3 separate regions of the Homo sapiens genome follow, and regions 2 and 3 are each linked to region 1. Evidence: read pairs that join two places in POLR2A ChIA-PET (ENCODE). Cell type or tissue: CD4-positive, alpha-beta T cell. All regions are shown on one strand. Links, peaks and the distances in the headings refer to the core of each region. The heading gives the core; the rest is flanking DNA. Region 1 has its middle 8.8 kb from the start of LINC01816. Region 2 has its middle 17 kb from the start of ANXA4. Region 3 overlaps PCBP1-AS1 (PCBP1 antisense RNA 1).

Evidence for each region. Peaks named below come from ENCODE experiments on the same cell type or tissue, not always from the same donor. Only the 100,000 strongest peaks of a DNase experiment are listed, where the experiment ranks them.
Region 2: POLR2A ChIA-PET joins it to region 1 with 5 read pairs; 6 of 35 experiments call an interaction of 5 or more read pairs at or near these places.
Region 3: POLR2A ChIA-PET joins it to region 1 with 8 read pairs; 9 of 35 experiments call an interaction of 5 or more read pairs at or near these places.

The regions. Positions count from the first base shown.
Region 1 is chr2:70,130,078-70,138,175 of GRCh38, reverse strand. No RefSeq gene overlaps it. Among named protein-coding and RNA genes, the nearest start is that of LINC01816, 8.8 kb to the right of the region's middle. RefSeq lists enhancers at 2,259-2,308, 2,369-2,428, 4,332-4,641. In CD4-positive, alpha-beta T cell, for the core only: no CTCF peak of the experiment used is centred there; DNase peaks (open chromatin) are centred at 2,095, 4,395, 5,245, 5,515 and 3 weaker places; H3K4me3 peaks cover 2,737 bases; H3K27ac peaks cover 4,927 bases.
Region 2 is chr2:69,720,865-69,728,962 of GRCh38, reverse strand. It overlaps a transcript of ANXA4 not described here. Among named protein-coding and RNA genes, the nearest start is that of ANXA4, 17 kb to the left of the region's middle. RefSeq lists an enhancer at 4,205-4,254. In CD4-positive, alpha-beta T cell, for the core only: CTCF peaks have their summits at 3,930 and 4,141 (motif pointing left); a DNase peak (open chromatin) is centred at 4,132.
Region 3 is chr2:70,040,121-70,048,218 of GRCh38, reverse strand. All of the region lies in intron 6 of PCBP1-AS1 (PCBP1 antisense RNA 1), which reads left to right. It also overlaps a transcript of ASPRV1 not described here. Among named protein-coding and RNA genes, the nearest start is that of PCBP1-AS1, 43 kb to the left of the region's middle. In CD4-positive, alpha-beta T cell, for the core only: no CTCF peak of the experiment used is centred there; a DNase peak (open chromatin) is centred at 4,538; H3K27ac peaks cover 1,653 bases.

The DNA.
Region 1 (8,098 bases), core at 1,648-6,647:
GTCAGGCCAGTTCAAGCGTTGCAGTCCATTTTGAATATCTGTCATTCCTCAGTGTGAGTAAATTGGCATTTGATTTATATGTCCCTCAACATTATGTGAACTCTCTAGGTGTTTGAGAGATGAGTCCCCTCGTACTGGGCCAGCCTGAAAGTGTAAGTCCCACATCTGGGTCCTTGTTTAAATTCCGCGAGGTAAGAAGTGAGGAGCTGCTGGAAAGAGGGGAAGGGGTTGGTGCAGGAAGCCAGCTTTGCTCACATTCAGGAGAATTATATTATCCACACAAGGCAGAAAGTGCTAAATTGTAGATGAATGATACATGCACTGGATGCTGTGAGTTCAGAAGAAGGTGAGATCACTGTGGGAGGTTAAGGGATGGTGCCACAGAGGAGGTGAGTAGGACTTGCAAAATGTTTGTGCTATCAGTAGATGGAGATGCAGGAGATGGAGAGGAACTACCCACTGTTTTGGTGGTTCGCCTCCACAGCTTACACAGAACATACAGTCATCTGATCTCTTAGGGACTGAGCCAATGGAAAGACATTGTGGCAGGAGAGGGAAGTGGTAGGCCTCAGACAAGGAAGGAAAAATCAACTATTTATTCACCAATTTATTTGTTCAACCTTTATTGAGTATTTTTTATGTGCCAGGCACTGAGCTGGGCCTGGGAATACAGCAATATACAAAACAAACAAAAGCCCTGCCCTCAAAAAGTTTACATTCTTTTTTTTTTTTTTTTTTTTTTTGAGATGGAGTCTGGTTCTGTCACCCAGGCTGGAGTGCAGTGGCGCAATCTCGGCTCACTGCAGCCTACAGGCATGCACCACCATGCCTGGCTAATTTTTTTTGTATTTTTAGTAGAGATGGGGTTTCACCATGTTGGCCAGAGGCTGTTCTTGAACTCCTGACCTTAAGTGATCTGCCAGCCTCGGCCTCCAAAAGTGCTGGGATTACAGGTGTGAGCCACCATGTCTGGCCAAAAGTTTACATTCCAGTGAGGAAAGAGAGAGAGACAAACAATGAATGAATGATGAACAAATGAATAAGCTATCTAGTATGTCGATAGTGACAAGTGCTACGGAGAAAATTAAAACAAGGGGGCCAGGCACGGTGGCTCACGCCTGTAATCCCAGCACTTTGGGAGGCTGAGGCTGGCAGATCACGAGGTCAGGAGATCAAGACCATCTTTGCCAACATGGTGAAACCCCGTCTCTACTAAAATACAAAAAATTAGCCGGGGGTAGTGATGGGTGCCTGTAATCCCAGCGACTTGGGAGGCTGAGGCAGGGGAATTGCTTGAACCCGGGTGGCGGAGGTTGTAGTGAATTGATATTGTGCCACCGCACTCCAGCCTGGTGACAGAGCAAGAGTCTGTCTCAAAAAAAAAAATTAATAAAAAAAACAAGGGGTGGGAGGCAGGAGGAAGTACAGAGGTTTTCCTCTAAATTTTAAATAAATTTTGTGGAAGTGAGTGATATAAAGGTAAAAGGGGGCCAGACGCGATGGCTCGCGCCTGTAATTCCAGCACTTTGGGAGGCTGAGGCGGGTGGATCACCTTAGGTCAGGAGTTAGAGACCAGTCTGGCCAACATGGTGAAACCCCGTCTCTACTAAAAATACAAAACTTAGCCAGGCGTGATGGCGGGTGCCTGTAATCCCAGCTCCTCAGTAGGCTGAGGCAGGCGAATCGTTTGAACCCGGGAGGCGGAGGTTGCGGTGAGCCGAGATCATGCCATTGCACTCCAGCCTGGGCAACAAGAGCGAAACTCCATCTCAAAAAAAAAAAAAAAAAAAAAGTAAAAGGGACACAAAATCTTTGTGATCATTTTCTGTGAGTTGGGGTAGCTAACTGACCAGGTTGTGTCCCAGGAGATAAGGCGTGTTTGTGAATATGACTCACTCCCTGGGGAAAAATAAGCCAAGATCTCCAAAAGAGAAAGCCAGAAAAGCCAGTTGCAATGATAGATGAAAATGGAATTTTACCCTAGACCCCAAATATAAACACTATATAGTTCTAAGAAAATAACAGTGTTGATGTGGTGAGATGTGATAGATCTAAGTGCAGAAGAGGAAGGAGCTGAAGACTCACTTTCTCGGCTCCTTTTCCTGCCCAGGGGGTGGAGGCTGGGCAGGGGGGAGGGGAGGAATCCAGGTCATGAGATGGGTGTGGCTGTGGAATCTGTGGAGACCACGTGTATTTCCTCAGGAGATTCCCTGTTCACAGATACAGGCATGAGCCTGGAGGGACTGCAAGTTGTGGTCTCAGGGTGACCACCTAGCTCTCCACGGCACTATTTTTTGAACCAAGAGTTTCAGAGCTATAAAGTTTATCATGCCAGAGATGAAATCGGAACACACAAAAAATTGGCATTCTGAAGACATTTTGATGGTTTATGAGAATCATGGGATAGAATAGCAGAAGGAAATAAAAGTTTGTGGTTGAGGGCAGGATGCGGTGGCTCACGCCTGTAATCCCAGCACTTTGGGAGGCCGAGGTGGGTGGATCACGAGGTCAGGAGACTGAGACCATCCTGGCTAACGTGGTGAAACCCCATCTCTACTAAAAATACAAAAAAATTAGCCGGGTGTGGTGGCGGGCAACTATAGTCCCAGCTGCTCGGGAGGCTGAGGCAGGAGGATGGTGTGAACCTGGCAGGCGGAGCTTGCAGTGAGCCGAGACTGCGCCACTGCTCTCCAGCCTGGGGGACAGCATGAGACTCTGTCTCAAAAAAAAAAAAAAAAAAAGTTTGTGATTGAGGAGTAAAGATTGAATATGGGATAGTAGGAATACTAGTGTTAACAGATAGTATCCATTGTAACCTGGCTAAGAGAGACAGCAGGCTCCCAAGAATTTGCAGTGGCCAGGCACAGTGGCCCACACCTGTTATTCCAGCACTTTGGAAGGCCAAAGCTGGAGGATTGGTTGAGCCTAGGAGTTCGAGAATAGCCTGGGTAACATAGTAAGACCTTGTCTCTACAAAAAATACAAAAATTAGCTGGGCATGGTGGCGCACGCCAGTAGTACCAGTTACTCGGAATAACAGTACCTGTTATTCCAACACTTTGGAAGGCCAAAGCTGGAGGATTGGTTGAGCCTAGGAGTTCAAGACTAGCCTGAGTAACATAAGACCCTGTCTGTACAAAACATACAAAAATTAACTGGGCATGGTGGCACACGCCAGTAGTACCAGTTACTTGGGAGGCTGAGGAGGGAGGATTGCTTGAGCCCAGGAGGTTGAGACTGCAGTGAGCCGTGATTGCACCACTGCACTCCAGCCTGAGTGACAGAGCAAGACCCTGTCTCAAAAAAAAAAAAAAAAAAAAAAAAATCCGGATGTGGTGGCTCATTTCTGTAATCCCAGCACTTTGGGAGGCGAGGCAGGCAGATCATTTGAGGTTAGGAGTTCGAGACGAGGCTGACCAACATGGTAAAACCCCATGTCTACTAAAAATATTTTAAAAATTAGCCAGGCGTGGTGGCTAATGCCTGTAGTCCCAGCTGCTCAGGAGGCTGAGGCAGATGAATTGCTTGAACCCAGGAGGCGGAAGTTGCAGTGAGCCTAGATCGCACTACTGCATTCCAGCCTGGGCAACCGAGAGACTCCGTCTAAAAAAAAAAAGTGCTCTATAGATGTCTATTGAATGAGTGAATGAATGCATTGATGAATGGATGGGTGGTCTCTCTGATCCTGAGCTTGCCATGACAAGCCTGGAGAACAGACATCTAGCCTATACCCTCCTTTTAATGGATTCCCCTTCATTGTAGGGTTCCCCCAAGGAGACAGCTACTGTTCAAAGTGTAGCCTTATACTGTTCTGCTGAGCTGATCTGCTTACACCTTACACTGTTCAATGGCAGATGGTGAGGCGTGCAGGGCCTATGGGCACTGGGGAATTCAAAGGCAATCTTCAGTCACCAACAAAATAGGGCCTACTACTTACGCGGTAATGCTTGTATACTGAGTTTGTCATGTCCTTATGACAAATTTGGACCAAGGTTGTTGGTCTGAGACAAGACCCAGTCTGCCCAGAAACTGCATGGGGCCTTCCCCAGCCCAGATTCCTTCAGTCATTTCATGCCCCCATGTTCCTGTGATCCTCTTTGCCTGGAAGAAAAACTACCCGTCATCAATGGGAATGGGTGATTTTCTACTTGCTTTTGAGCTCTATTTCATAAGCTGACAGTTTTCTGAGATTCCCAAGGACATAATGAAGCAGTTTCCCATCTGCGGGTTATCTTAATATTTTTAAGTGACAGACCTGTGTTTCAAGCCAGGATGTCCTGACAGGAAACCTGAGTAATATATTGCTCTTTCTTCCTGCTGGTGTGTTTTGGGTGGATGTGTGGGAGCCACAAATGTGTGGTAGCTTCTTGCTGCTTCCAACAGTCTGTGGTGTTCATTATCTTCTGGTTGGGGTTTTCCTTTGAGAATAAGCCAGCAAAGAATGAATGTCGAGGTATGGTTCCTGGTGATGCTGTGCGTGTGTAATGGGGAGTGAGCATGCTGCCTCCACGGAGTCCTCTGCTCCGTGTGCCCAGTGAATTGAACAACGCTCAAGGGAAGACATGTTCTGGCCCAGCATTCTCTGGGGAGTATATGGTATGGTTCTAGACACCTGAATCTCTGCCAAGCTCAGTGTCTCTCAAAATGACTTGCTTTTAGACTCACATTTGATTTTGTAAAATCTTTCACCGAACACACCTGGCAGACATCTCAAATTTCCTGCACATTAGCCAAGGAATTCTAGCTAATGAAAGCTGAAAGCTATGACACTGTTATGACAAAATTAACACCCTGAAAGGCTAATTAATCTTATATGGATTACATTACCTAGAGTTTGAGCTTTGGCCATTATCTTTGCAGTATAAAAGCTATTTCCCCAAAACCTTAAAAAAGAGAGAAAAGAAAGCCATTCCCATAAATCATATTTCCGACACATAGCTCACCATGAAAATGTCCACAACACAGTGATATAACTGATACCTTGCAAATGGCTTTTTAAAAACAAAACAAATTAGGCCAGGCACTAATGACCTGGCTTGATGACCTGAAGGTATCCTAACATGGCTGTTAGAGATTTGAGGGCAGGGGCTGAGTCTCGGTGTTTGTTTCTGTCCCTAGCACAGGGCCTCAGACAGTGATGGATACATATTAGGTGTCGATTAACAGTCACTGAATTACTGAATGGAAATTTACTGGTGCTGACTGCACCACTAGACTCCACACACAAATAGACCTGCCCCGTGGGATTCTTCACAAGAGCAAATATTTTATGAGAGCTGTTACTCCGAGTTGATTGGATGGGCAAAGTGAAACCACAGAATTGGGCTTTAAAACCAAGTGGATTTACTCTGCTAAATTTTACAACTAGGATCTTCTGCTCTGGGTGGAGAGTTGGACAAAATAACTTCGAATTTGAGGTTTGTAGGTTCTATGAAAATACAGGCTTTTTGTTTTGTTTTGTTTTGTGTTTTAAAGACAGATGAACCCAGCAGGCAAGCTGGCAGGAAGTCTGACTGCAGTACTTGCCTGAGAGGATGACACAGGCCAAATGAGAAAAGGAAAACAACAAGGCAGCCAGAGCTAGTAAAGCACTTTGCAAAGTAGCTGCAGAGCTTTCCAGGATTTTCTGGAAAAAGGAAGAAAAGGAGAGTAAAGGGCAGGAAGAGGATTGGTTAACAACTGGATTCAGAAATGCCGATGAGTGGATTTGCCTATCGGTTTTGTTTTTCTAAGTCAGGGATAAGGAAAGAGGGTACACTTGGCCTGGCGCTGCCTGCTGGCAGGGCTTCCTTCCCCAGGCTGTGCTGAAGCCATCCTTAGAGCTGCCAGGGTGTCCTGAGGCCTGCTGCCCTGTGCAACTCACTGGAAAAGAGGACAGACTGCCCTCCAAAGATGTCTAAGGCACATGGTACAGTGGAAGGAAGGGACAGCAGTTTTGTTTAATTTCATGTTGCTTAAAAAAATGTTTATATGCATTTGCTTTTTTGAACAGATAATTTATTTATATGTTTAAAACTAAAAAAAATGAAAAGATGTACATCTCTTCTGTCCCTGTCCCCCAAATGCCCACTTTCCCCCACCCTAAATAGATAACCCTGTTATAAGGTTTTTGTTTATCCTTCTAACGTTGTTTTTCTACACATACAAGCTAAAACAAATCTATACCCTTCCTTACTCCATTTTAACATATTTAGTGCCAGTCTGTACACGTTCTACACGTTTGTTGGGTTTTTCCCCCGCTTTAACACCCTATCTTGGTGACATTTCCTTATCGGTATATGAGAGTATCCTCATTTTTATCTATCTTTGCGGCTGTAGAGTATTACATTGTATGGACTACTATAATTTAACTGGTTCCCATCAAGGGGTGTTTAGATTGTTTCCAGTCTTTTGGCATTACAAATAAAAGCATGGACTTTAGAGACATGTGCTTTCAAACCCCAGTCCCGATGCCTACTAGGTGATTGACAATGGGTCTTAATTGCCTCCTCTGTAAAGAGGAATTTTTTGTTTGTTTGTTTGTTTGAGACAGAGTTTTGCTCTTGTTGCCCAGGATGGAGTTCAGTGGCGCGATCTCAGCTCACTGCAACCCCCGCCTCCTGGGTTCAAGCAATTCTCCAGCCTCAGTCTCCCAAGTGGCTGGGATTACAGGCATGTGCCACCATGCCCGGCTAATTTTGTATTTTTACTAGAGACGGGGTTTCGCCATGTTGGTCAGGCTGGTCTCGAACTGCTGACCTCAGATGATCCACCCGCCTCGGCCTCCCAAAGTGTTGGGATTACAGGCATGAGCCACTGCACCCGGCCAGGAATTATTTTATGTTTATTTCACCTGTCCCTTAACATTGCTGTGAAAGACTCATATAATATACAAAGAACTTGAGAAATCCTAGGTGCTCAGTGGAAACAATATACCTTGCAATGAAGCATATTCAAATTTATTCTTGAAAAAAAGAATACTGATCAGGACCCCTGGCTCATGCCTGTAATCCCCACGCTTTGGGAGGCCAAGGTCTCAAGAAGGACTGCTTGAGACCAGGAATTCAAGACCAGACTGAGCAACAGAACAAGACCCTACCTCTTCAAAAGTAAAAATAAAAAAATTAGCCAGACATGGTGGCACATGCCTATAATCCCAGCTACTTGGGAGGCTGAAGCAGGAGGATCTCTTGAGCCCACTACTGCACTCCAGCCTGGGTGAAAGAGCAAGACCCTGACTCTAAAAAAAAAATGTGTTTGATTATTTTTTGAGACAGTCTTGCTCTGTCACCCAGGCTGGAGTGCAGTGATGCAATCTCGGCTCTCTGCAACCTCCGCCCTCCAGGTTCAAGTGATTCTCCTGCCTCAGCCTCCCGAGTAGCTGGGATTACAAGTGTGCAACACCACGACTGGCTAATTTTTGTATTTTTAGTAGAGACAGGGTTTTGCCAGGAGTTGGAGGTTGCAGTGAGCCGAGATCACGCCACTGCACTCCAGCCTGGGCAACAGAGCAAGACTCCTTCTCAAAAAAAAAAAAAAAATGTGGCCACTGAAAAATTGTTAACATGATTCACTTTATATTGCTATTGACAGCATCTTCTATGCACTTTCCTACATAATCATCCTTCGCTTGGGTGAAGACAGTCCGTGTGATTGCCTGAGTCTTCTCTTCTCCAGTTATATCACACTGCTTGCGCCTTTTATTTTTTATTTTTTTTCAGACGGAGTCTCGCTCTGTTGCCAGGCTGGAGTGCAGTGGCGCAGTCTCGGCTCACTGCAACCTCCGCCTCCCAGGTTCAAGCAATTCTTCTGCCTCAGTCTCCCGAGTAGCTGGTACTACAGGCACGCACCACTATGCCCAGCTGATTTTTGTATTTTTAGTAGAGACGGGGTTTCACCATGTTAGCCAGGATGGTCTCAATCTCTTGACCTTGTGATCCGCCCGCCTCGGCCTCCCAAAGTGCTGGGATTACAGGCGTGAGCCACCACGCCCAGCCTGCTTGCTCCTTTCAAATCTGTTGATATACTGAAACCTCCTGAACTGAGATCATCCCGAGACCTCACTGTCTTGAACATGCTCAGTTCCCTCCACTCTTCCTTACAGATCATTTCTCATAGA
Region 2 (8,098 bases), core at 1,449-6,448, 410 kb after region 1:
TAAATATGTAATGCTCCCAAATTGATCTATAAATTCAAATGAGCCAAAAAATCTCATCAAGAGTTTGAGGTATGTATATAGAAACTGACAAACCTATCCTAAAGTTTAGACCAAAATGCAAACGACAAAAAGAGCAAAGTCTATCTTGAAGAAAAAGATCAATGCCAGAGATATAAAACTATCAAGACTCAACAATATGACACTTAAAGTCAGTGTGGTATTCATATACAGATAGAGAAATAGACAAACGGAATGGAAGACAGAGGGCAGAAACAGGCCCTCACCTTTCTGGTCACCTGATTTATGACAAAGTTGGCAGTGTAGTGAGGAAAAGACAGACTTTTCTATAAATGATGCTAGATCAGTTGGATATCATGTGAAAAAATAATGAATTTTGATACCTATTTAAATAAGAATGAATCACAGATAGATTGGCCATTCAAACATGAAAAGGAAAACACATTTTTAGAAGAACACATAGGTTAATATCTTCATGACCTTGTGGTAGGTGAAGGTTTGATTTCTTAAACTGGACATAAAAAAGACTAACCATAAAGAAAAATAAATAAATTCAGTTATATTAAACTTAAGAATTTCTGCTCATCAAGACACTAAGAGAGTGAGTAAGCAAGACTTAGAGTAGGATAAGATATTTACAATACATGTATCAAAAAAGGGCTCATAGCAAGATCATATAGAGAAGCAACGAAGTAAAAGCACTATGGAGCAAAAGCATGAGAAGAACAGGATATTTACATATTGCCTCATTATATATTTATTAACTACAAGAGAAATAAAATAGTAACAGTACAGTGGAGACACAAGACAGATACCACCTTAACCAAATGATCCAAGCTAACTTTACCACTGATAAAGTATATTGACATTGTGTTCTTCCTGATATGAACTGAGAAGGATACATTATTTCTTGCAAAGATCCATAACCATATTTAACTTGAGTGTTTCCTTTAGACAAATACAAATTGAGGGCACTTTACAAACTAACTGGCCAGTTCTCTTCAAAGACGTTAAGGTCACGAAAGACAGACTGAAGAACTGACTTAGGTTAATGGAGACTTAAGGAGACATGGCAAGTAAATACAATGTGTGATCCTGGCTTGATTCCTGGCCCAGAAAAAGACATTAGCGAGACAATTGTTAAAATCGTAATAAGCTCTGAAGATGGGTACCAATGTTAATTTCTTGATTTTGAGATTAGCTACAGTTATGTAAGATATCGAGATATCAAGCCAGATGAAGGAAACACAAGATTTTTTGTAGGCTTTTTCCTGAGGTCTAAAATTATCTCAAAATGAATAACTAAAAATAAAGAAAAAATTAAATTTTTGTAAAGTGCCTATTCAAATATTTTGCAGTAAATTGGTAAAAGACTTCAACAGCACTTTATAAAACAGAATATCAAAATAGCCAATATAGCACATTAAAAAAAAATGCTCAACTTGATTAGTCTTCAGGGCAATGCAAATCAAAGCCTGGTGAGATACTGCTGCACACACCAGAATGTCCAAAATGAAAAAGACTAGTTATACCAAATGTTATCAGATTGGAGCAACTGCTACTCTATACACTGCTGGTGGGGATGTAAATTGGTAGAACCACACTGAGAAACAGTTTGGCAGCATCAATTTAAGCTGAACAAATGTGTGTCCTATGACCCAGCAATGCGTAACAGTGTTCATGAAAAGACATTTTCAAAGAATTTTATAGGAGCATTATTTGTAATAACTAATAACCGAAATAATTTACATGTCCATCAATAGTGAAACGAGGCTAGGCACAGTGGCTCATGCCTATAATCCCAGAACTTTTGGAGGCCAAGGTGGGAGGATTGCTTGAGCCCAGGAGTTCAAGGCCAGCCTGGGCAACATAGGGAGAGCCAGTGTCTAAAAAAATTAGCTGTGCGTGGTGGTGCACACCTGTAGTCCCAGCTACTCGGGAGGCTGAGGTGGGAGGATCACTTGAGCCCAGAAGTTCTAGGCTGCAGTGAGCCAGGATCATGCCACTGCACTCCAGCCTGGGCGACAGAACAAGACCCTGTATATATATATATTTGCTTGTGTGTGTGTGAAATGAATAGACCGTGGCATAGTCACATAATGGAATACAATACAGCAAGAGAAATATCAAACTACAAGTACACACAACAACGTGGATGTTAATATTGTGTGATGAAAGCCAGGCACACAACAGTACTTCTTATTTTATGTTATTGATAGAAAATTCAAAAGCAAGTGCAATTCATCTATGGTTTTAAAAGTCAGGATAATGGTTACCCTTGGGGTGACTAGAAGGGTTTCTGGGGTTCTGATAATATTCTGTTTCTTGATCTAAGCACTGATTACATGGTTGTGTTCACTTTTGGCAAATTCATTGAGCTGTGTGTTTCTCTGTATGTATGTTATGCTTCCATTAAAAGTTTATATTAAAGAAGTCAATCTTTTAGGCGAAATCATCGCATTTTTCTAGCATAGTAATAAAGACACAGCTAGTGTAAGCTGACAAATGAGTTAAACTCCTGAGCTGAAGAATGCTTGGATTGGCCCTGTATTAGTCTGTTTTCACATGCTATAAAGAACACCCAAGACTGGGTAATTTATAAAGAAAAGAGGTTTAATTGACTCACAGTTCTGAATGGCTGGGGAGGCCTCAGGAAACTTACAATTATGGCAGAAGGTAAAATGGAAGCAAGGCGTCTTACGTGTTGGCAGGAGAGAGTGAGGGGGGAAGTGCCACTTTTAAACTATCAGATCTCATGAACTCACCCACTATCATGAGAACATCACGGGGGAAACCGCCCCCATAATCCAATTACCTCGAGGTCCCTCCCTCGACACCTGGGGATTACAATTCGAGATGAGATTTGGGTGGGGACACCCAAGAGCACCCAGAGCAAAACCATATCAGGCTCTTCAGGAAAAATTATTTTCAAAATACACAATTGATCTCACTGAATAGCTCTGATAATTTTCTCAGCTGCATCCTGACAACTGCATAGTGAAAAAAAAGTCACAAGAACCAAATCATGAAGTGATGACTAAACATATTTTACAGAATTTTGTGCATTTATATATGTGAAAGAAAAACTAATAAAATGTCAGGTAAAATGAGGTGGCTCTTAAAATGCCATTGTTTTCCTTAAAAATAAATGATTACTTGATTTTTCTAGGAAAATACAAAACAGAGGCTGTGAGTGATCAAGAGTCTCATTTAGCCTCTTACAGTGCACATTAGCCTGAAGGCCACACACTCCCTTCACCCACTGTTTGCTCTTCTCTGAGCCTTGAGCCTCTTCAGCTCATGGGAATTGACTTTGAAGGTGGACAAGACGATGTACCAGCGTGATGGAAGTGTTCTGTGTCCTAATGGGGGCGGTGGCTACACTGGTGTATACATTTATTAAACTCACTGAACCGTACACTTAAGGCACACTTTTAAATACATTTAAAGGCACACATTTGAAGTGTATGGTATATTTATTTGGGGCAGCATTCATATATTTAAATAAATATACAATAAATAAATATATAAATAATAAATATACCATGTATTTATATATAAATAAATAATAAATTTATATATTTATAGATTTAAGTATATGGTATATTTATTTGGGGCATCATTTATATACATTTAAATATATAAATGATGCCTCAAATAAAAAGATGCCGAAATGATTAATGCTAAAATGATAGATGTTAATATATATGTTAATATGTTATATCTCTGTAAATAGCTATATGTCACCTTGAGTCAGAATTTATTAAACTGACATCCATTATGTTATCAGTAAGCCCTCCTGGCATTTCTCAGGTGGATGTCAGGAAGCTGAGCTCCCTGTGGCTTGACCTGCGTCTCCTGGGTTTAAACATCGGCTGACTGCAGGAGTCAGAGGGAGAAGAAAAGGAGACAGGCTGTGCATGAACTTGACGAGTGCCATGAAACAATTATTCCACTCAATAAAATTTCTTGACAGGATGAGCAGGTATTTTCAAATCGCATAATAATGAAGCTGGGATCAGCTAAACGTTCCACACGGACAGCGGCTGCAACCCAGCTTCCTCTCAAATTCCATCCTCAGGAAAGTGTTTCCAGTACTTAGGCGAGGACGCCATCTAGTGGCAGAAGAAGCAACCACAGGGCGAGAGCAGCGTGGCCGAATGAGTTCATCTTTCTTGCCCCAGCTTATCTTTCTTTCTTGCCCCAGCTTATCTTTCTTTCTTGCCCCAGCTTATCTTTCTTTCTTTGCCTTTTTACAGAACTAAGGTCTCTTGGCAGAAGGTAATTCTCCACTAGTGGACTGCCGGTGGTGGGTTAGTCACTCACCAAAGGGCTTGAAAGGATCTTCTGAAAAGATGCTTTGACACTGAAGAGAATTGAGGGGGCTCTTTTGAAGGGACAGAGTCAGACACTAAATCTCCCCTAGCCAGGACAGTAATGGTGACAGCTGGGGACACAAGGCTGCAATTAGCCCATACCTGCCTGACGTATTTGTACTAATTAGAAAAAGTCTTCTTTTATATGGGGGGATGAAGCCCCAGGGTGCACGACTTGGTAAATGGAATACTGGCTGTTTTTCAGCGGCCCTCCCTGCTTCTGCCAGGAACTCTTGTACAGTAGACAACCTGCACGACCATGTGCTGCAGCCCTTAGGCAGCAATAGTACCTTCTCCTGGCACCTCATTTGCCCACAGCAAACACCAGTTTCTAGGAGATGGGGCACAAGATGGGTACACCCACCCTCAAATGTATCCTTAAGGTATTTGGATAGCCATTGTTGCATGTGGATTTCCATTTCTTTTCTTTTTCTTTTTTTCTTTTTTTGAGATGGAGTTTCACTCTTGTTGCCCGGGCTGTAGTGCAATGGCGCGATCTTGGCTTACCGCAACCTCCGCCTCCCGGGTTCAAGTGATTCTCCAGCCTCAGCCCACCGAGGAGCTGGGATTACAGGCGTGCGCCACCGCGCCCGGCCCCATTTCAACAGTTCAGAAGTTTTTAGCTTTCGGGCCTAGGTTTTGAAAGCCTCTTGCAGCTGAAATGGAGAAAGGGTAGGAGCTTCTCATGTAGTGTCTTTAGGAAAATAGCATCACAGGCTGGGTGCAGTGGGTGGTGCATGCCTGTAATCCCAGCACTTTAGGAGACCAACGTGGGAGGATGACTTGAGCCCAGGAGTTTGAGATCAGCCTGGGGAATATAGCAAGACCCTGTCTCTATTAGAAGAAAGAAAACAAAATAAAATAGCATCACACAGCTATGTCATAAAAGACTGTAGTGTGGGATTGGACATCCAAAGTTATAGATAAACGGCATAAGAAATTTTATGTCATAAAATTTGTGGATAGACAAAAGACACACTGCAGAACTAAAGGAAAATGTTTATTCACTTAGCTAACATTTCCTAAGTACCCTGGTTGGAGACATTGGACTAGGAAGAGGGAACAATGGTGACTAGAACAAGAGTCTCTCTGCTTGGCAGACTCCATGGTCATCACCACATCCTTGCCCTAGAAAATGCCTGCTCTCCTCCCCTAGTCCACACTGCAAAAAGCTTGTCTTTTTTTTGAAGCCTTCTGGAGTTCAGGAGTTTCTTCATATCACTTTGGAGGCATCTTTTAGCACATCTTATTATAATTACTACATATTTATTTAGTAGCTTTTACCTCCCCCTGAATCAGCTTATTGTTTCTTTGTTTTCTATTTCATTGGTGTTTGCTCTTATCTTTATTATTTCCTTCATTATACTTTTTTTTTTTTTTGAGACAGTCTTGCTCTGTCGCCGAGGCTGGAGTACAGTGGCATGATCTCGGCTCACTGCAACCTCCACCTCCCAGGTTCAAGCGATTCTCCTGCCTCAGCCTCTCTAGTAGTTGGGACTACAGGATCGTGCCACCATGCCCGGCTAATATATATATATATATATATTTTTTGGTATTTTTAGTAGAGATGGAGTTTCATCATGTTAGCCAGAATGGTCTTGATCTCCTGACCTCGTGATCCGCCCACCTCGGCCTCCCAAAGTGCTGGGATTACAGGCATGAGCCACCATGCCCGGCCTATTTCCTTCATTATTCTTTCTTTAGGTTTACTCTGCGCTTTTTTCTATTGTCTTTAGTTGAACTCTGACCCATTTATTTGTTTTTGCTATTTTTTATTGTAGTTAAATACATATAACATAAAATTTGCCGTTTTAAACATTTTGACGTGCATAAATTCAGTGGCATTAATTAAATTCACGATGTTGTGCAACTATCATCACTATTTCTAAAACTTTTCATCACCCCCAACAGAAAGTCTGTATCCATTAAGCAGTAAATCCCCATTCCTACCTCCCCCGAGACCCTAGTAACCTCTAATCTCCTTTCTGTCTCTATGAATTTGCCTGTTCCCGATATTTTATACAAGTAGAATCATATAATATTTGTCCTTTTGCGTCTGCCTTATTTCACTTAATGTAATGTTTTTAAGGCTCATCCATGTTGCCGCATGTGTCAGAACTTCACTGCTTTATATGGCTGAATAATATTCCATTGAATATACATACCATATTCTGATCCATTCATCTGTTGATGGACACTTGGGCTGTTTCCACTTTTTGGCTATGGCGAATAACGCTGCCGTGAACACTGGCATGCAAGCGTGAGTTTGAGTCTCTGTTTTAAATTCTTTTGAGTATATACCTATAATTATGTCTTTACATCACTGCTACTTCCAATAGACCATAGACCTTTAAGGTTGGTCTCATTCATTTTTACATCCCCAGACTTAGCACAGGCCAAATACACAGTAGGAATGGGTGTGAGTTTGGTAAATAAATGAATAATGATAACAATATTTTACATCCATGAATCACTTTGAAGGTTATAAAACACTGGTCATTTTTTTTTATTTAATCTTCCCAATGACCCTGTGAGATACTTAGGAGAGTCTAATATTATTATTTCTATTTTATAGAAGAGGATAGCCAAGGTAAAAGAATCAGTGTCAAAGTCACTTAGGATTCAAATCCAAACCTTTCACCATCTAGTTCAATTCCATTTTCATCCTAACTTGCTGTTTCTCCTGTTATTTCTGACAAAAAATATTGGTGAAAATATCCATTCTTACTGAAAATTAACTACAGGAATATAATAAAGGTTTTTCTATAAAAGAGCCAGAGGAGACTGGGGGAGGTCTTGATTTGTCCTTATTGTCTAGTCAAATAGCTGCTTACCTGGAGTTTAAACAATCCAGAGTAATTTTTTTTTTTTTGAGACGGTCTCACTCTGTTGCCCAGGCTGGAATGCAGTGGCATGATCACAGCTTGCTGCAGCCTCTACCTCCCAGGCTCAAGCAATCCTCACCTTAGCCTCCCAAGTATATGGGACTACAGGCGTGTTCCACCGTGCCTGGTTAACTTTTCAATTTTTTTTGTAGAGACAGGGTCTTGCCAGCCTTGTCTCCAACTCCTGGGCTCAAGCAATCCTCCTGCCTCAGCCTCCCAAAGTGCTGGGATCGCAGGCATCAGCCACCAAGGCCAGCCAGAGTGATCTTTCGACATCAGATTTGCTTGTGTTATTGCTGCTCTACGTGAAACCTTCCAATGCCTTTGCAGTGCTTCCAGGGTAAATAACAAAATCATTAACAGGCCTACCCACCCTGTAGAGTCTAGCTTTTGAGATCTAAACTCCAATCTCAACAGGGACTAGACAATTAGCTTAAATGAGCAAACAGGCTGGGTAAGAGATGAAAAACAGCAGCTGGCTTTTGGCTGCAGTGGTGGGAACTGACAAAGAGTGGCCGGGCTGTGGCAGCTCGGAGAGTCCATGCCACATGTGAAGCAGCAGCCAGGGCTTGATTTATTGCCATGGGGGCATGCAGGCCCAGGGTGGCCAGACCTCCCAAGTTTCTTAGAGGAGCAGAAATCTGGATATTTTGTGTGACATCTATATATGTTTAATAATGGCAATGAATTCAAATTTAAAAATCATTTGGGCCAACACTTTGGTGAGAATCAGAGGAAGCAGAACAGGCCAGATGCTGCCCACAGAAGATGGAGACCTCAACTCTTTGCTCTGCATGTCTCTCCTGGCTTACCTCCGGT
Region 3 (8,098 bases), core at 1,831-6,830, 90 kb after region 1:
TGGTCTCGATCTCCTGACCTCGTGATCTGCCCGCCTCGGCCTCCCAAAATGCTGGGATTACAGGGGTGAGCCACCATGCCTTGCCTCTTTTTTTTTTTTTTTTTTTTTTTTGAGATGGAGTCTCGCTCTGTCACCAGGCTGGAGTGCAGTGGCGCGATCTCGGCTCACTGCAACCTCTGCCTCCCGGATTTAAGCAATTCTCCTGCCTCAGCCTCCTGAGTAGCTGGGATTACAGGCACACGCCACCACGCCCAGCTAATTTTTGTGCTTTTAGTAGAGACGGCATTTCACCATGTTGGCCAGGATGGTCTCGATCTCTTGACCTTGTGATCCACCTGCCTTAGCCTCCCAAAGTGCTGGGATTACAGGCATGAGTCACCACGCCTGGCCTATGACTTGTTTTTCTAACACACCAGGCCATAGCCTTTCTTAATGTTTTGCCTGCTTCATACTGTAAATCAGAAACTCCTCTCGGGAGGCTTCTGACTGTAGCCTGACCATCTCACCTGATCTCTTCTCCAATCCCTCTTCCCCTCTCCCCTTTATTTTCCCTTTGCTATTTTTACTTTTCATGCAGTGTCAGAGAAGTGTAGTGACTATGTCGGGGGAGGATCCCCCAGCTGCCTCTGGTAGTTGGTTTTATACTTCCCACTTTTGGCGTGCTGTACCTTCTAGAATTTCTGTCAGTAGACAATTTTGTGTTTTTCTTTGGAGCTTTCAAGATCTTGCACATAGCTTATATAGTTACATGGCTGTGAACAGAGAACGGGCAGTTTCATGGTGGCATTGGCTGTGAGGGCACTTACATTGATGAATTCAACCCACCACAGTGGCTGTCTCCCCTGTCAAAGTGAGTGAGGGGATGAGAGCATTTTCTGAACCAGCTCATCTTCCTGAATAGCTTCTTGCATGCCCCTGGGCTTTTCTGTTGGCATTTAATTGCTGGCTGTGGAATCTTGCCTGTTTTCCAATATAGACCTTTGGCTTTAGATCCTGTTCTTGTTCTTACCCACTCTCACTAAACTGAACTCCAGGAACCACATCTCTTTTGTTTGCTGCTGTATCCCAGGACTGAGCAAAGGCCTGATGCTTACTAACACCTCAAGAAATATTTATTGAATGAAGAAATGAATATTGACCTGGAAAGTTCAAACTCTTGGTTTTCCTTGCTTCTTCCTGAAGTCAGGGGCCAGATTAAGAATTTGTTTAATAGTCTTAAGCAATAGAAAAATTATTATGTCCCTCATACTTTCATCCCTCCGTATGTATTTTAAAAACAGCGTAAATGCAAAACAAGTATAAAGAAACCTAGCAAAATATAAAGAAAATGCAGCAAAATTCTGATTTTTACCTTGGTTACCACTTTCATAAATATAAAGTAACTTAAAATATTTGTTGTTGTTGTTGTTCTTGTTTTGCCAGTTCCCTGAGCACATGCTGTTGAGTAATCCTGCCTGGACCAGTACTTCCCTCACCCTAGACTTCACCTTCAGTTCCCCTTTATACCACCTGCTGAAGCTGCCAGCCAGCCTTTTCGACCACCCTCCCTCCCCCAGGGGTGTTTGGCTTCTCAGACCCCAGCCTGAGCTAGTGCCCTTGGCTTCCTAGGGTCTTGCCAGGAAAGCAAAGGAGAACATGCATACCGCCAAAGAGTACCTAATAATAAGAACTCCCATCCTGAATTGTGATTTATAGTCAGCATAGCACATGTGTCAGGTGATTATACTTAGGCTGATTTTAGCCTTAATAATCTGCTTCTGTGATCCTGTATGTGGGAAGCCTAGAAATTTCTCTGTGATCCTCCTTCCTGGATCACTAAGAGACAAGTCAAGACATAGGTCCATTCTACCACCTGTGTTAATCTGGGCCTTGTTGAGACCATTTAAAGAAAGGCGTGATGCTAGAAGTAAGGTCCAGGCCTCCTGCACACTGTTTCAAGGCTGTGACCATAGTCAGATCCTGTTGCTTGAGTCCAAAGAGTTTAAAATAGTGTTGGAAACCTCCTAGGGAAAAAACAAAAAACAAAACACCACATCTTCCTGGGTAAGGAAGTGACATGTGCTGACTAGAGCAGGAGGGGTAGCCAAGGCTCCAAGTTCTATTCTGGACCTGTTGTTGATTTGAGGTGTGACATTCAGCAATCTGAGCTGATGTTCTGTAGCTCTGATTGGTTTCTCATCTTCTGCAGAGAGAGTGAAAGAGGCTGTGCTTGCAGGGGAAAAGGTGAACACTGGTCTCCTGTCCTTTAGGAGAGCTTCACCATTACACGTCCTGCCTCTCATTTGAATTTCCAGGCTTTTTTAGAGTCTCGCTCTATTGCCCAGATTGGAGTGCAGTGGTGTGATCTCGGCTCACTGCAACCTCTGCCTCTGGGTTTAAGCGATTCTCTCACCTCAGCCTCCCAAGTAGCTGGAATTATAGGTGCGTGCCACCATGCCTGGCTAATTTTTGTGTTTTTAGTAGAGACAGGGTTTCACCATGTTGGCCAGGCTAGTCTCGAACTCCTGACCTCAAGTGATCCACCCACCTCGGCCTCCCAACCAGGCTTTTTTAAATGCAGAAACCGCCCGCCCCCAGAGTTAATATGGAAACCCAGCAATGTTGTTTATGTTTTACTTGAATTCGTTTCATCAGAATTGCATTCCTTTTAACAGTGTGATTAGATCAGCTCTTAGAGGGGATGGCAGCTTCAGTAGGGTTTAGGAAAGGAAAGGAATATTTGTGTGGGGCACACACTTTGGCTTTGATAGCTTGAGGATACCAGGTACATGATAATTTAGATGGATAACAGAAACTTGTGTCCCTTGAGAGCCAGGCATGTATTAGATGCTTTCATACATTATTTAATTGTAATACAAACCAATAAAGTATTCCCATTTTTTGCACATGGGCAAGCTGAAAGTCAAAGAAGTTATGTAACTTGCCCAAGGTCACACAGCTAATAAAAAGGCTGAGCTAGGATTTATTTCTCCTCAAGTCTGTACAACGCCAGAGCCCATGCTGTTTTCACAGAGCTTTTCTGTCCCTGGTGAGATTTAGGAAAGGAGGGTAGGAGAAAGAAGGGTGATGAGATGCCATTTTTACCCACCTTGCGATTTTGCTTGTTGGGACGTGTTTAGCCAGAACATTCTGTTTATAGAATACTAGATTCTATATATAGAGATGCTGCAGCAACATATGTGGGAAAGATACCAATTGGCTGTAGGTGAGGATTTCAAAAAGCCTTTGTTCTTCATCACAGCATAGGCCACACGTGTCAAAACACCACTGGTAATTGGTTTACTGCTTAAGTGGCTCTGTCCTATCATCTACATAAAATCTGTTGATGTGGCTCACAAAGTCAGGTGTGATGGGGCCAGAGGTGAGGGTGTGGTGTATCCTCACTGCATGTACTGGAGCTGGTGGCACCTGTTGTGTGACTACTGCAGTGAATGATTACTGAGTAAATAAGAGGTGTCTCAGCCAGGCGTGGTGGCTCACGCCCGGAATCCCAGCACTTTGGGAGGCCGAGGTGGGCGGATCACCTGAGGTTGGGAGTTTGAGACCAGCCTGACCAACATGGAGAAACCCCGTCTCTACTAAAAATACAAAATTAGCTGGGCGTGGTGGCTCATGCCTGTGATCCCAGCCACTTGGGAGGCTGTGGCAGGAGAATCGCCTGAATCCGCGAGGCGGTGGTTGCCGTGAGCCGAGATCGTGTCATTGCACTCTAGCCTGGGCAACAAGAGTGGAACTCTGTCTCAGAAAAACAAAACAAAACATTAGGTGTCTCCTTTTTTCTTCTCCAAGGGAGACCAGATAGCAGTGGGTGCTGGCACACATCCAGGGATCCTGGCCCCTGGGCTAGCAGAAGAGATGGCTTGAAGGTGTCAGGTGATGGAATAAAAAGAGCTGGTCTGTCAAGTGGTATAATTTCAGGGGACCAAGAATGTGTCCTGCCCCTCAAAAACTTGCCCTAGCTGTTTGCTATTGCTTGGGATCCCACAATTGAAATTTCTTTTTCTTGATTTAAATCTTTGAGACCCTATTAAAAATGAAGAGACTCCAGGAAGAGTTTTGATTGTGAAACATTTTGGTCATGTTAACTGGAAGTATGAATGAGTTTATAAGATTGATTTCTGAGAACCAGACTGAGGAAGGGATAGGGAGGAGAAGGCACTGTGCCCCTAGTTGCAGGGACAAGAAGGAGACACCAATGAGTTTGAGATAAAGGCCTTGAAGAGAGATGCTGGGTCTCTAAAGAAATACTTGGTTTCCTTCACAGTTTTGTCTGAGAAAAGACAAGCAGCTGACAGTGCTGGTTATGGAGGCCCATGACCCCAAAAGAGGTTGTGCTGAGTAGATAGCCCACCAGCATGTTCGGATGGAGGCACAATGTTGTCTGGAGAGCAGCTGACAGCTATAATGTAACCAGGAGTGCTGGACCTTTGGGTCTGTGGTTTACTGTGATGTACTGAGACAAAGACTGTCACAGATCTTAGAAGGGGGAGGCACAGCTTCCAAGAAATGATGCAAAATGGTGGCGCAAAAGAGGCCACCAGTGGCAACAAGGGCAGGGCATTTCCTTTGTGGCTGGTGGTCACGGACAACTTCTGGTCTCAATTTCCCAATGAGCTATGCTAAGAAATTTACCAGAAAGCAAAATAAGCCATGCAAAAAGCGATGACAAAGCACTTGGGGTATCCATGCAAAGGTGCAGTTCCCCCTTGTCCACTAATTTTGTGGAGCCAAAAGAGCTGATCCAGAAGCTGCAAAGATAGTCCCTGTGATTAAGACATACAACTTTTTTTTTTTTAAATGCGAGACTCTGTCTTACTCTGCCACCCAGGCTGGAGTGCAGTAGAGCAATCTTGGCTCACTGCAACTTCCACCTCCTGGGTTCAAGTGATTTTCCTGCCTTAGCGTCCCAAGTAGCTGGGATTACAGGCGCGCACCACCACGCCCAGCTAATTTTTGTATTTTTAGTGGAGATGGGGTTTCACCATGTTGGCCAGGCTGGTCTTGAACTCCTGACCTCAGGTGATACACCCGCCTCGGCCTCCCAAAGAAGGCATACAGCTTTTTTGGCCTGAGTTCTTCCAAAGAGAGACCCTTCCTAGTTGACTTGGCATCATCTTTCATTCACCAGTGTTCTCTAACTGCCTTTATGATTAGAATTCTCACAGCGTTTTCTCCCCCAAGGGCATATTTTACAGAGGCAACTCAAATCTCAGTGCCTTTCTGAACTCCTTACAATTGGGTTTATAGATGCCTCCACCCTGAGGTTCAATTTCACTGTCCATATTCCTATTCTAAGTCTGGAGCACTTTATTTTTGATCCAGACTTTTAGCTTCACTGAGGCCTCTTGGGTTCTAGCTAATTTTTTTGGACACATTTCCCTAGTGGGCAGCCTAGGAATGGCCTGTCCTCCCTATCCCCCAAAGTTTGGCAAGGTCTGTACCCCCTACCTTAATGGAATCAGCACTACTTGAGATTTCTGAACATCCTACACCGTTTCCTCTCCCCTCAACCCCTGCAGCCTCATACACGAGGTCTAGTGGAAAGCAGGATCTGCTGATCACTAGGATATTAGAGCCAGTGTCTCCAGTAGGGAAGAACTCCTGGGCATGTGTTCTATGCCCTGAATGACAGCTCTCTGCCTATCAGTTTCTGCTTTCCCTCCATCTCACCTTTATTTTGGCTTTTACCTAGAAGTACAAACTTTGTCTTGTTCCTCTGCCTGGACTTCCTAACCCTGTCCAGGACTAAAGCCCTGCTGTCAGTCCCTCACCAGGGACTTTCCACACTTTCCCTGGCCAGGTCACTTATCTGATACTAGAGCCTTTTCTTGCATCTAGGCTTTAGTAGGTAGAGTTCTGTCCATGCACAGATCTCCCTGTGTTGACCACCTTGAACTTCGCCTAGTGCTCTTTGCGCTAATTAGATGCCATGCTAGTCTGTCCTGCTGCCTTCTGGAACAAGGCTCTTAGCTTTGTTGAGCTCTTGCCCTGGATTTCATGTTAGCTGTCCAGCTGCCTGCACCTCAAAAAGAGCTTTTAATATGCATTATAAAACTCCAAAAGGGAAATAGAATATATAACATTTTTCAAACGTATTTAACTAGAGATCCATTTTTTTTTTCTGAAGGAATATTTATTAAAATCTTACAGAATATGTGTTTGGTGGAATACAGTTTTGGAAAGAGTGAATCTTTATCCCAAAGGAATGGACATCAAATAGAGTAATTCCAGATGAAGATAATGTTACTATTACCTTCATCTGAAATTCCAGATGAAGGTAGTAATCACTATTTCCTGTGTGTCTGCATAAGGATAGCTCTAATCCGCAGTGGAACTCTAAAATAGGGAGGAAGGAAGAATTCTGCATTCTTTCTTCCACTTTGAATCCTCTTCTTCCCAATGGAAACAGGAAGTGGTAAATGCAATGGTGCCATCACGGCCATGGTCGTCACTGGCTTCTGGATACAAGATAGGAGGGCTTCTCTGAGGCTCTCTTCCCTAGATTGGACCTCTCAGAATTTCTCTAGAGTGCTCCTGAGCACCCTTCCTTCTACTCTGGGACTATATTCATCTCAGCATCAGTCTCAAGTTTAACTGCTAGTTCAGGATTTTGATGTTACACATGGGGATCAGTGCCAGATGGGATGTAGCTCATTTTTATGGAATGAGTATGACATAAATTTTCTCCTTTCCCTATTAAATTTCTCTTCTATATCTTGTGGGCAGTCCAGACTATAATTTTTTTTTCAATCCTTGAATGGAGATAAGCTCATGCTCTGTGGGCAGGGCGGTGTTACAGGTGGGTCGCCATTTAAATCCGACTGGGTGGGTGACCACGTACCAGGAATGGAAGTTGGCTTAGCTAGTAACCAAAGAGCAAGCCAGTTACTTCCCCTGCATGCCATTCCCAACCAGCACAGCTGGGGAAAGACCACCTGAAAGAAATCTCTAAGACTTCTGATGAAGAAATTACTAGGTCCTCTTGAGACCCTCATGTATGTGTCTTTATTGTCGTGAGTGAGATCATTAGTTGGCTGATCTCAGTTGGCTTAGCTAATCATAAACTAGATGGAAAGGCTCAGCTTTGACCATGACCTTAAATATGGATGGACCATGTCCTTAGGTATGTTCTTTGAGCATCCAGTAAGCAGCATTCTCCGTAGACAAGCCCCACCCTTGGGGCCTTAGCCTATGGCATTTGTCCATTTTTGCCATTTCTTCTGAAAGACTATGGTTTTAACTGAAGACCAGGGAGTCAGCTCGCTTATAGGAAGTGGGAAGAGGGCTTGAAATGGGCATTCAGAGATCTTAAATAGAGCTTGTAGTTTATTTGGTCAGTCTACAAGTATTTGCCACGTTAGTTTAGTTTAGTTTAGTTTAGTTTTGAGTCGGAGTCTCACTCTGTCACCCAGGCTGGAATACAGTGGTGTGATCTCGGCTCACTGAAACCTCTGCCTCCCGGGTTCAAGTGATTCTCCTGCCTCAGCCTCCCGAGTAGGTCAGATTACAGGGGCCTGCCACTGCGCCCGGCTAATTTTTGTACTTTTAGTAAAGACGAAGTTTCACCATCTTGGCCAGGCTGGTCTTGAACTTTTGACCTCATGATCCACCTGCCTCGGCCTCCCAAAGTGCTGGGATTACAGGCGTGAGCCACCGTGCCCAGCCGGTATTTGCTAAGTATTAATTGGCTTATAACTGTGGAAAACTTGTTAACAGCTTTAGGAAGGCTGTTAGGGAAAGTCTCAGGTTGCAGTGAGCTGAGATCAGGCCATTGCACTCCGGCCTGGGTGACAGAGCAAGACTCCATCTCAAAATAAATGAATAAAAATTTAAAAAATAAATAAAGAGACAAAGTCTTGCTCTGTCACTCAGGCTAGAGTGCGGTGGTGTGATCACAGTTCACTGCAGCTTCAAACTTCTGAGCTCAAGCAATCTTCCTGTCTCAGCCTCCCTGAGTAGTTGAGATTACATAGGTGGGTGCCACTATGCCCAACTGTCTCTACTCCCTCTATATACTGTCTCTAGATGATGCCATCTATATTTATTGGTTCAGCTACCACTGATACATCAAGTACTTTAATACCATCATCCTCCACCT